Linked DNA regions of Homo sapiens: region 1 is linked to region 2. A link is a loop called in an ENCODE intact Hi-C map of the cell type or tissue named here. Cell type or tissue: ascending aorta. All regions are shown on one strand. Each heading gives the region's core, and the rest is flanking DNA. Links, peaks and the distances in the headings are about the cores only.

What was found. Hi-C counts contacts between places; a loop is a spot of excess contacts. Peaks named below come from ENCODE experiments on the same cell type or tissue, not always from the same donor. Only the 100,000 strongest peaks of a DNase experiment are listed, where the experiment ranks them.
Region 1: a loop joins it to region 2, with 2.8 times the contacts of the local background. A loop is called at or near these places in 1 of 110 quality-filtered maps.

Annotation. Positions count from the first base shown.
Region 1 is chr9:76,114,357-76,119,245 of GRCh38, reverse strand. The region is part of intron 9 of PCSK5 (proprotein convertase subtilisin/kexin type 5); the gene reads right to left. Among named protein-coding and RNA genes, the nearest start is that of PCSK5, 230 kb to the right of the region's middle. In ascending aorta, for the core only: no CTCF peak of the experiment used is centred there; a DNase peak (open chromatin) is centred at 2,065; H3K27ac peaks cover 4,000 bases.
Region 2 is chr9:76,252,980-76,260,805 of GRCh38, reverse strand. The region is part of intron 24 of PCSK5 (proprotein convertase subtilisin/kexin type 5); the gene reads right to left. Among named protein-coding and RNA genes, the nearest start is that of RFK, 140 kb to the left of the region's middle. In ascending aorta, for the core only: no CTCF peak of the experiment used is centred there; DNase peaks (open chromatin) are centred at 4,475 and 4,815; H3K4me3 peaks cover 1,048 bases; H3K27ac peaks cover 3,170 bases.

The DNA.
Region 1 (4,889 bases), core at 504-4,503, 140 kb after region 2:
AGTATATGCAGGTAAGACAAATATGAACATGAAAGAGTATTAGGTGATTAGTAGAGGATTCAAAGATTATCTTTTCGAGTGACTTTGAAACACACTTTTGAAATTCAATTTGAATACTAGTCCTCACAATTCAAAAATGTCTCAGCACCTAATTTCCAACAACTGAATGGAGACAGCACCCACAAAAACTTGAAACCTTCTTTAATCTAATCTTGCTTGATTGCAGGTTAGAAAAAACATTATTTGGTTAAAAAAAAGGTTGGTTTAAAAAAACAAATGGGAGGGGAACAACAAAATGAACAACATGATCTGAAAGGAAAGCAAAATGCAGATTAAAGACAAAGTATGCAATATTTTTTATAGTAAACATGCATATATTAAGAATATTTGGAACTAGCATCATAGCATTAGGAGTTATACTAAAAGCTTAAAACATGCTTAAAGTTGGCTGTGTAGGGAGACATTTGATTTACATGTCTGCATGATTTATATATATGTTTTGTAAAATGTGTTATTTTGATGATAATATAATTTAAATTTATATTAATTAATTTGAAGATATTATCAAAATAATACATCATATAAATAAACACCTACATTTTAAAAATGGTTCTATTGCTAATAATAGATTATAATGGTCATGGGATTGCTCTTCCTGGTATCTGTCAGTATTAAATAAATACTTATTTGCTTCTAAGATACTAGTGGCAAATGAAATCAGTAGAATGCTTGCAAGCACCACTGTGATGAAAAAGGCTCTCAATCTTTTGGATTTCAAAGACTGGAATATTGTTTTTCAACTTGGGAATCAAAGTGAGATTCATCACTTTCATTGCTAAGTAAGGATAGCATCATTTCATACAAGTAAGAAAATGTCATGCAAAAACAGTATATATAATCAGAATGAGTCACTTTAAAATTATTTTTTAAAATTAAAAAATATACCTTTGTTTTAAAAATAACCTACATTGCCATTGTTATTCACCTTTGCCTGGTGACCCCTGAACACTCTCACTGAATAGCATCTCTACAGGCCAGATGGTTTCTGGGCAACCTTCCAATGTTACGATTCCTCAGACAAACTGATAACAATTGCTTTATATTCCAGGTATGGGATCCCAAATGCTTGAGAATTTTAGCACAATGAAAATTATAGAATTGAATACATCTGCTATGGAAAATGAGGCTATCAGATGTCAATTCCAATGGCACCTAAATTCAGAGCAATGAATAAAAATTCAGCATGACTAATACGATCACTCCTGTATCATACTCTCTCCAGGAAGCTCGCTACGACATTCTTCCAAGTTGTTCGCAAAGGTTTCCAATAGCTAAATGACAAGCAGACTCTGCTGAGAGCCCTTGAGAGACCTCACCTCCCTATTTTAAATCTCACTAGAATTCTCTTCCTTCGTACCAACATTCCCTGGTTGTGTACCAAGTTTTTCAAATAAATTCGAGTGCTCACTGAAGACTACATAACTGCATTCTTGCTGACTAGATGAACAAGTTTAATCTGTGAAGTGATGCCAGTTTTCAACCTGTTTTCAATCATATACAGGCAGGTTTCTAAATTTGTTATAGGAATGTAAAAATTATGGATCATTCAGGTATTCCTCTTTATCATTTGGCCTTCTATTAAGGCTTGGTTGTGATTGCAAGCTCTATTAGACGAAAAAGGTAAGATGTGCTTAACGTTGCCAGAAAGCAATAACTCAGTAAAAACTCACAAAAACCAAGTGTAAGTTGAATCACTTTTATGACTCCAGTTGCAGCAAAAATGCTGTCATCTCCTTGATGGCCTTGCCACTTCTTTTCCCTATTTGCCATTATTCATCCTTTCCTACTCTTACCCTACCATCAATCCCTCTAGCACAATATAATGCTTTGTTTTATTTTTTCCTTCATGCCAGATGTAATTATCTTTAATCTCTGCCTCCCTTGACTGAAATGTAGGCTCTATTGGAGCCAAGTTCAAGGCCTCACACACATTTGTGCTCAGCTTACTTGACTGTTCCTGGCAGCTCTGGCAAGGACCATGCATGTTTTGTTCATAGATGTATTCTAGTTCTTAGCACGGTGCCAGGCACATACCAAACTAGCTAAACATTGCAACTATGACTTGTAAGATGTATTACAGGTTCAGAAATGTGAAAAAAAAAGTTTGTTTCAAAATAAGGAAATTATGGTAACAAGCATGACTCAATAAATATTTCCTGAATGAATCAATCAAGATTTAGAGTTTAAACTTGTTGGCGCGATATCTCACTAACTACAGATACCTGAATAGATACCTATCCATACTTTTGAATAACTGTAGGGAAAGTTCCTTCTCTCCATTTACTCATTCATTCCCTTTACGGTTTATAGTGCCCATTTGTAATTAACCATGTCCCGTTACAGTACTTAACAAAGAAAGGTGATATGGTAGAATGGTGGGTTCTGGTGTCACATTACCTTGTATTCACCTTCCACACCTATCACCTGTGTGAATTCCTAACCCTCATTTTCCACATAGGAAATATGGTGATAATGCCTACCTTAGAGCACTGCTTTGAGGATAAAATGAGATTACCAATATAAACACTCAGCTCAGTATTTGGCATAAAGCATTCATTGAAGGCTGACTGCCGTTTTTTTCCACCATTTTATCTCTTAATTTTATCTTTTTGCACTATGCAGCATCTCCACACTCAAGGGGGAACAATGGCAAGTAGAATCTTTTGGGTCACAGACAGGATGTCACTGTCTGATGTACTACAGTCTTTACTGGTAGGGATGATACTACCAGGTGTCACAGACTTATTGCGTTTTCTGTGATATGCAAACAACATAAACTTTTACTTCATCTTAGTCACACATATGGTGCTTACTCAATAAGGTTCAGAATTATGAATAGAGAAATGAAAACTTAATCTAAGATGGTAAGAAATAATGCAATCTTATAAACATCCAATGTCTTTCTTTTTGTGTTACATGTTCTATTCCAGGTATTACAGTTTATTTCACTATGAATGTGCTGCTTGGAGCTTTCAACACATCAGATGTCATAATCATCTTGTTGATGTCAGGATGAATAAAATCTTACATGTTAGTAAAATGACATGCTTTCAATCTGTCATTTTTATTTTCCTTATTTACTTTTCTCTCCTATTGATGGCAAAATGCATTATGATTATAAATTTTTAAACAGAGGAAAAAAAGAATGTTGGTATCAGTTAATACAAAAACTAGATTCCAGTGTCACTAGGAACAATTAGGCTCTTCTGAACAAATGACACCAAACAATTTTAACTTTTATGTGACAAAAATGTCCTGGAAGTAAAAAATTATAGGGCAAGACAATGTAGCCATAGGCTAGATCAATTCAAAACTCAGCCCAAGAAAACTTGGCACATAAACAGATTAAGTTTGAACTATGTTTAAATATAGAGTAGAGGAATATAATCTGAGAATTTTCAAATACAAAAACAGCAATATTTGATGAAGCCATCCAATGATATATTATGCAATGAGTCTTTTAATACGCTTTGACTAAAGTGATTAAGTAGCAGGCTATGATGTGAAACTAATGGACCCTAAAAAAGTCATCTTCTCTTTTTCTTAGCAAGAAAAATCATATTTGATGGTATTTGGGGTGTTACCATAGGCACTATCAGAACAAAAATTCCCTGGCATTGAGTAAAATCCACAAACCCTCAAGAGACTAAATTTAATACTAAATCTCACATATTTCTTGTAAACTCACTAATATACATCAGTGGAGTTTCTAAGCAATCTTATCGGGTAACTGCATAAAGGTTAATTTGCTAACACTCTGTTTAAATTAAAAGACACAGAAGCAGATGAGCAATTTATAATGTAAATAATATTCTCTGTTTTCTTTTACTTTTTTAAAATGGGAACTGTCTCAGTCACTTATAGCAATCATGATCTCCGGGTAGGCACTTTTTGCAGATTAATTAGCTGATGGGGAGGCTGGTGTACCCAAGGACAGTCAATAATTGCCAGAGAAATTTGCTACAGGTCTTGGTGCAAAATCTGTAGGCCCAGAGACTTTCTTGTACAACTGGATTTTTATGCAGCTTCTAATCTCCAGAATCCCATGGGGAGAATAAAGGGTATCTATTTCCATAGATGATATCACAATTTACCTGAGTTTAGCAAAGAAACTAGATCTTGATTTTTTTGCTTTTCCCAAAGGCACATATGTAATTCATTACCTGTTGGCTATACCTACAAAATATACATCAAATCTACCCACTTCTCTCTGTCCCCATTCCCATCACCTTGACCAGGCTACCCTAATCTCTCCTGCACTACTACACTGGCTTCCCAAATGGTTTACTTGCCTTGCTCCAGCACAAACTGGATATTTATAACATGAGACATTTCCAACATTTGACACTTGAAAATGATACTTGATCAGCTATACAAGGAAAAGGTCTGGTGATTGCAACAGGACTGACAACTATTCTTTGGAAAAAGCAATCTTTATTATTATAGTAATAAGAATAAAATGTTTTTAGTGACTAATAACATTTTTCAAAATACAGCTAAGGAAAAAGAGGCAGGTAACAGTCTCCTAAGAACTTTTCTGTCTTCAGTTCAGTTTCTGAGCAACTCAACTATCCAACATGTTTCTTAGTTTTCTCACATAGGGAAGGAGTTGGAACACACTGGCTACATTTCAAGATAATCCAAGGTGAATGAGCCTGTTGACCAGGGCTTTTCCAGTTATAATAGACATCTCTGGAAGCTGTAGTTTTTGAAACCATTAGTTAAGGTACAAAGTTGAGTCCAGGAAAAGTTGGCTTCTACATAATTTGAACTTGAGAAGGACTAGAGGACAGAGTGTATTGTCTGTGTATATGTAGACATAACAAAGC
Region 2 (7,826 bases), core at 2,055-6,054:
TTTCCATAAATTTAGCAGCTTAAAACATAAAAATTTATTATGTCACAGTCCTGTAGGTTAGAAGTCTGGTAGAGATCTCAATGGGCTAAAAGCAGAGTGGCAGCAGGGCTGGGTTCCTTCTGAAGGCTCTGGGAAAGGATCTGTTTCCTCATTCAGTTGGGCTGTTGACAGAATTCGGTTCTTTGCAGTTGTAGGCCTGAGATATCCATTTATTCATTTCCTTGCTAGCTATCAGCTGAGGGTTGTATTTGGCTTTTAGATGCCACCTGCATTTTTTGGCTTGGGGCATCTCTTCTGCCAGCTTCACGGCTATCAGTGATGGTTTCTCTCCTGTCTCGTCTGTCTTTCTGACTGCAGCTGGAAAGGTTCTCCACTTTAAAGATTCATGAGCTCAGATTGAGTCCACTTAGCTAATTCAGAATAATCTCCCCATCTCAAAATCTTTAACCTTAATCTCATCTTCAAAGTCCTCTTGCTGTGTAGGGTTACATATTCATAGGCTCTGAGGATTTGAGCATGGACATCTTTTGGGGGCCTATTATTCTGCCTACTACAGATGGATTATCTCATTTAATACTCCCACCAATACTGTGAGACAGATATGGAAATTATCCTCCATTTACATGAGGAGTCTGAGGCTTAAGTGAGTTTCCCCAAAGCACACAACTAGCCTCTTACAGCTGAGCCAGGATTAATTTCTAACAGAAGGATTTATCTAAGCTGGGAGATTTAAAATTTTACTTTAGCAGCAGAATCCTTTACCAAATGAAAACTTATGAAAAATCAAATACACCTAACAAGATGAAAGCAAAGCTGTCCTGGCTAAATAGGGAGAAGTGGATGGTGAGGAAGAGAAAGGGCTTCACAGAAGAGAGGCGGCAAGCTGCTGATTTGGGCCACTGGTCCAGTCCAGTCCCCTCTGCTTCCAGATGAGGGAGGGAGACCCATAGACTGGGTTGAAACGACTCACCTGAGGTGAGCCCTGAGACTGAAGTATGGCTCTTCCATGCTCCACAAGGGCGCTTTCAAATCATTCACCATAGATTTACCTGTGAGGACGCTGACATTGACTTGGTTGAACATTATGGATGTTCAACCAAGCATGTTCAACCATATGCTTACCTGCATGTGGTAAGCATGATTCAAGGAGCTGATGAAACAACAGTAAATAGAATCGATCAAGTCTCTGCCTGCCTGGAAGTTACATTTTAAGTGAGGGAAGAAATACGACACACAGATATTAAAAGTCAATAAAACATCAAAATATCAGATACTTATATCTGATCTGCTAGAATTAAAGTAGGATGACTGAAGTGAGTGTGTGTGTGTGTGTGTGTGTGTGTGTGTGTAGTGTAGACAGAGAGGGAGGGAGGCTGAATTGGGTGCTGAGGATAAGCCTCTTAGGAGCTGACATTTAAACTGAGATGTGATGACAGGAAGGACCCAGCCACATTGGTATCTTGGGAAAAACATTCCAAGTAGAGGGAATAGCTAGTGCAGGGCCCTGGGGCAAGAATGGGCTACAGCAATCATGACTAGGGCCCTGCAGTGTAGCTGGAGAGGGAGGTGAGGAACAAGAGGTAGACACTGAGGCCAGAGATGTGCAGGAGACTAAAGTTAATAAGGCTCTTTTGAAAAAAGTACACATCTGTCAGTCATCAAGCATTATCTACTAGTTCTAGCTTCAGACAGACATATTATAGAATTCCCAAGGAAAGGATCACTGGCTTCTTGGCAGAGTAAAAGCATCATGCGCCATCATATGAGGTGTTTGTTAATTGGGCATAGCTCTGATGCTCTCCCTGGTTGCTTGCTAGGGTCCCAAGTGGCCCATCCCACTAATGCACATTTGGGCACATGATGTGACAGTTGGACAATGGCTTTGGGTAACTGTCATTAGCCACGTGCACCATGGCAAAGTGAAGTTGTTACTGACTTCATGGTTCGGATTTCCATTTCAACATTCAAGGGGGTAAATGACCGTACTCACTCTCAAGGAATAATTGACATAATTTATCTTTAAAATCTCAGTAGGTCAAACTTCCCATTTGTAAAACTTTCCAGTTGCTCCTTTGCCGAGCACATAAGATGAATTTACTTCTGAGCTGAGTTCTTGCATGCCAAATTTTTACAGCCTTAAATATAGTATTTTATCACTATTATAAATGGTTCTTGACTTACCTCCCACAGACCCTTTAGGGCTGAAGGCAAGAGGTCTCCCTAATTCACTTGTTTCAATTCATGTAAGATTTCTAAGTTGAAGCCAGGTCATTTGGATAATATTTCAAATGTACAGGCTGTATTTCTGCTGAACACAATAAATCTGAAATTTTACAATTAGCTTGGGCAGCTAGCATGATTGCACTAGGCTTTCCAATAAGCACCCCTTCAAAAGAACTTTCCTTCTCTCTCAAGACTCACCTCCAAACCTGACCCAAAGGCTCAATGTCATCACTCAAATGCTGGGGTCATGGTAATCTGGAGCCTATATTTTTGGGTTGATTTTATTTTTCCAGTGGAAGATCCAGGTTACTAGCAATTATTTGAGGGCATAAAATTCTACCATGATGATAAATTAGGCTGTCAGCTCTTTCTGGTCCATATCAGAGGTTGGAGAGACTGATAAACTTTTCTATTCTAATGTTCTACCACCTACCCCTCTGGAGATAATGCCATGTCTGTGCTCTTGCCCTGGTGATCTGATTGAGTGGGGACTGTTCTCCCAGTGTCCCCAGGGCCCTCCCTGTACCTGGGAGCTGTGGAAAAGGGAGCTGAGAGGTAGACATCCTTGGGTTACCTGCCTGGTTCATACAAAACAATATTCACTTGTCTCACCTAATAATGGATAGTTTATAGCTAGTCAGAACACACTGTCTTTATGGAAAACATATACATATAGGAAAACATATATACATAAAGGAAAGTTGGTTGCTACAGATAGTCACAGGCACAGCTGCGAGGAAAAAAGTTTTGATTGACCCAGTCACATCATCCATGAGAACATGACTAAGGTTTGGAGAGGTCAGCCTGGATACCCCTTGCCTTCCACTGCTTCAATTTGGGGTACTTGGCCAAAGGGTGATCAGTGAGGCATGGCCCTGTCCAGATCCTGCCCCTGGAACTGGTCCTTCTCCAGCTTGCCGCAGCGTTTAGTCCCCGTTCTGCTTCTGACGGCCCCGGCTGGCCCACTGTGCTGGAAGCTGAACTGGAGGCTGCGGGGAGGACTGGAGCCAAATTTTCCCTGGTGGGAGGTGCAGAGAGACTTTGTGGAAAGGATGAGTCTGGATGCCTACCAAATTACCCTCCTGTTGACTTTTGGAAAGCAGGAATTTCAGGCTCTAGAGGTGCAGAGGCAATTTACTGACACTCATCGTTGGCCCAACTCTCAGTTGGAGACCAGCCTGTTGAGCAGCTGGGTATCAACATGCAGATGCTCCTGTCTTATCCACACACAGCATCTCTCTATTCTGGTGTCTGCTCTGTGACTTAAATCAATTTTTTTTTTCTCCTCAACCAGTGGAGCTTGAAGCTCTTCCTACCATCTATGAAATAGCAGTTTGGTTGTGGCATAGGGAGATGGAGAGTTGGGGGGTGAGATGAGGACAGATAATAACAGGCACAGAAGTCACAGATAGTTACTGAGTGCCTCCCTGTTGACAGGCACTGTGCTAAGTGCTGTGACACAGTGGTGCATGTCAGACATGTGGCTTCAGATACACCAACAGGCTTCTCAGAAAAAGGGTGAACGTAGAGAGAAAGCAAATTAAATTCTGTTTTGATATTCACAATAGAGCCTCTTGGTTCCTCTCTCTTGAAGAACTCAAGATATGAGCACCTTTCTAGTTTTCATCATAATCTCTAGGGACCTATTAGGAGGTACAAGGAAGGCAATTTATGTGATGCTTTCCTTTATAAAACAGGATAGAATTAAGAAACAAAAAATGTAAAGGGCTTGCCCAAGATTTTCACTGTGTTAAGGGAAGGATGGAAATGAATAGAGACTAAGATTTCTGACTCAATTTTCCACACTCCTGCAAAACTAAATGAGACCTAACCATCTGAAGTTCTAGTCACTACTGCCAGACTCATTTTTATTTTTCTTTAAGCGTGATGAACAGGCACGAGCTGGGGTCTTGATTGACTAAGGGTTTCAGAAAAATCGAAGATATTTCACTAAAAGGAAGTAATTTGGCAATGATTTTCCAGGTTATTATTCCTAATCATGCAGAATCATTCTCACTGGTTTCCAGATTCATCTGTAAAGGTGAATCCATCCCTCCAGCTCAACTGCCCTTGGACGTTTAATGTCACAGACCCCACATTGCTTTCGAGACTGGCAGACGGTCTTCTGAACCCTCCACCCTGTGTGTCCGGCTCGACCACACTCCGCTTTTGTTTAACGAGGTTTGTTTTGGAAGTACTTGGCTCAGTTCTCTCTGCAAGCTTACGTGATCCAGACAGACTTGGCTCACAGCTCGACTTAGCAGGTCAGTTACACAACAAGTAGGAGGAACTTCGATTATACCCGGCTCCGGGGGAAATAGCGTAATAGCATGAAGAGCCAAGATGATGAGCTAATTGCTCTAGAATTGAACTTAAGATACCTCGCCACTATGTTCTTCTCCCCCATAACTCTAAGAATGTGAGCTTGAATGTTGGAGAAGGAGCAAAGGAAATGTCAGGAGACACAACTAAGGAACAGAGAATGTAATCAAGAATGAAACAAATGCAGCAGACCAACCTTTGCACAACTTTCATTTATGTTCTTTAGGAAAATAGTGTATGAGTGCAGTCTACTTTGGAAAAAGAGCAACTATTTGGTTGGTCTGTGGGTTTGGAGCCAGACAGTCCTAAGTCTGAATTTGGCTCTAACACTTGCTAGCTGTGTAACTTTAGGCAAATGACATAAGCTCCCTGGGCATTGGTTTTTTCATCTATAAAATGAGGATAAGGAATTTTTTTCTTCTTTTTGAGACAGGATCTTGCTCCATTGCCCACGCTGGAGTGCCATGGTGCCATCATAGTTCACTGCAGCCTCAGCCTCCCGGGATCAACCAATCCTCCTGCCTCAGCCTTCTAAGTAGCTGGGACTATGGGTGCGTGTAACCGCACCAGGCTAACTTAAAAAAAAAATTTATTTGTAGAAATGGGGCCTTGATGTGTTGGCCAGGCTGGTTTTGAACTCCTGACTTCAAGTGATTCCCCTCACCTGCCACCTTAACTGCCCAAAGTGCTAGGATTACAGGTGTAAGCCACTGAGCCTAGCCTATCATAAGGATTTTGAGCAGAGAGAATTACATTGAAGATTAGAGGTCATGTTTGTAAAATGTCCACCTAGCTGAACAATACATTCTAATATAATGTATCTGCCTCTGTTTCAGCTTCCATTCTCAACACAGTATCTTAAACAGATGTTGAAGTTATCTGTTTCTATATCTATCTTAATCAGTGGCTTTCAACTCTGGTTGCACATTAGAATTAGTCAGGGAGTTTTTTAAAATTATTTTTTTTATTTTTTTGAGAGAGAGTCTTATTCTGTTGCCCAGGCTGGAGTGCAGTGGCATGATCACAGCTCACTGAAACCTCAATTTCCCGGGCTCAGGCAATCATCCCACCTCAGCCTCCCTAGTAGCTGGGACTACAGGTCTGTACCACCACACTCAATTAATTTTTGTATTTTTAGTAGAGATGGGGTTTCACCATGTTGCCCAGGCTGATCTCAAACTCCTGGCCTCAAGTGATCCACCCACCTCAGTCTCCCAAGGTGTTGGGATTACAGGCATGAGCCACCATGCCTGGCCAGGGCGTTTTAAAAAAATACTGATGCCCACACCTCACTCCAGACTAATTAAATTAGAAACATTGGGAGTAGGTATCAGCACCTGCATTTTACAGCTCCGCAGGATCCTAATATGTACCCAGAGCTGAGAACTTCTGGCCTATCGCATTTGCATGTGAGCAGCTTAGGAGCAAAGAACAAGCTTTATTCATCTTTATATCCCCATGTCTAGCCTGATGTAGATGCTCAGGAAATATTTCTTGAATCTAACTCAAAAACTGAGAGATGCTGTTCAGATTCCCAAGACGTGTCTTATATGGGCGAATACATTTTTTAGGCAGCAAACAAAGGCAAGAGACAGCAGCACTTGCTATTGTCACAGTAGGCATTTGAAAAATGACACTAAAGAAGGGTCAAGTTCCTTTTAGCTGACAGCCTACCTATTGACTATAAGGCATTGACCACTGGTCCTCTTCTTGACTCATCAGTTGCCAGAGATAAAAGAAGTGAGATAACAGAATACTTGGGGAAATTTCATCTTTTTTTTTTTTTTAAATAGTGACTTCTTCAAAAGAGTTGCTTTGAGAGAAGAAAAAAGTTAGACATTTCCAAGGTAAGACAATGGACAAGTTCAGAGGAGCAGAAGAGAAATAATTTATTGAAGCATATCGGGCACACATCTGGGACTATTTCATGTACAAACACACAATGTGAAAGCTCAGAATATGCCAGCAACAGTCCCATGACCCATAGTCATTCCCCTGTGAGACTGTCACCATTACACACAATCATTATTTTCTCTCTTTTCTGCAGGCACATGGTAAGATTGCACCTCCCCACTCTCTGATCCCAGGCGTAATCATGTAACTTGCTTTAGCCAAAAATACGTAAGCAGGAGGTACAAGTGCCACATCCTGGAGAAACCTCTAAGAGCCAGTGTCTGCTTTGTGTCTGCCATGGCAAGGTAGTGGCTGCTCTATCAACCTGGTCCTGAATTAAGGATCACACAGAGCAGAGTTCTCAGCTCACCCATGATGAAGATGTAGCATGAGAGAGAAATAAACCTGTGTTGTTTGAAGTCACCGAGATTTGGGAAATACAACCCTGTGTATCCTAGTGTTTACTTATAACAAAGAGCTTCTAAGCCAACTACTTCCTTTGTGAAGACAGGGAGCAAAGTTATGCACAAGGTTGCTCCAAACAAACTGCTTCTGAATTACTCTGTCATTTCCCATATGCATAAAATTGGTCACATTTCAACATTTCTCTAACCCTCAGTTTCCCCATATGTAAAAATTGTTGGGTTGCAGATGTGAAAACACATCACGTACATTAAGCGTGTAGCCTGGTGATGCTTGATAAATATTAGGCTATACAGTCCTATTATATGTGGAATAAACGGAACAAGTGATAGGAAAGCAGAAAGCACAAAAGTACACAATAAATATGTGCCAAATGAATCAATGAAGAAAGCCAGGATGAGTAAGGGACAATGAAACTGCACAATGTCTGCAAGTTCTTCCAACTTTGTGTTCTCTTTTTTAAAGGTTTTATGTCTTCTTAGTACCCATCTGTGAAATGAGGTATCATTTAGACAATGAGGGGGCAGGGAGGCTCTAATGAATACAAAATAGAAACAGTCAGTTTATAATTTTTTTAAAGACAGAACTGTTTAATGGAGCTTGTTTCTCTTATCTTCAGAAGACTATTGACATTGCATTTATATTCTAAACCTTCCTCTGAAGCTGGCTCTGAGTTTGGCCTTAAAAAAAAAAAAAGAAGAAGAAGAAGAGGCATCCTGAATGTCCCTTCCCCATCTGCCCATGGAGACGATGGTCAGTAACTCCCTGGGTCATGCACTAAGGTTGGCTACACAGTGGATGATGCACTAGGTCCCTGAAAAGACGATGCTTTATGAATGCTGAGCAGCGGTTTTACAATCAGCCACTTCCTTCCAATTTAAAGGAGACAAACTGCTGGTATATATTTTATTCTGCAATATATTTGGTTTGGAAGGTACCAAAATGGTTTGACACCGTTCTTGTGC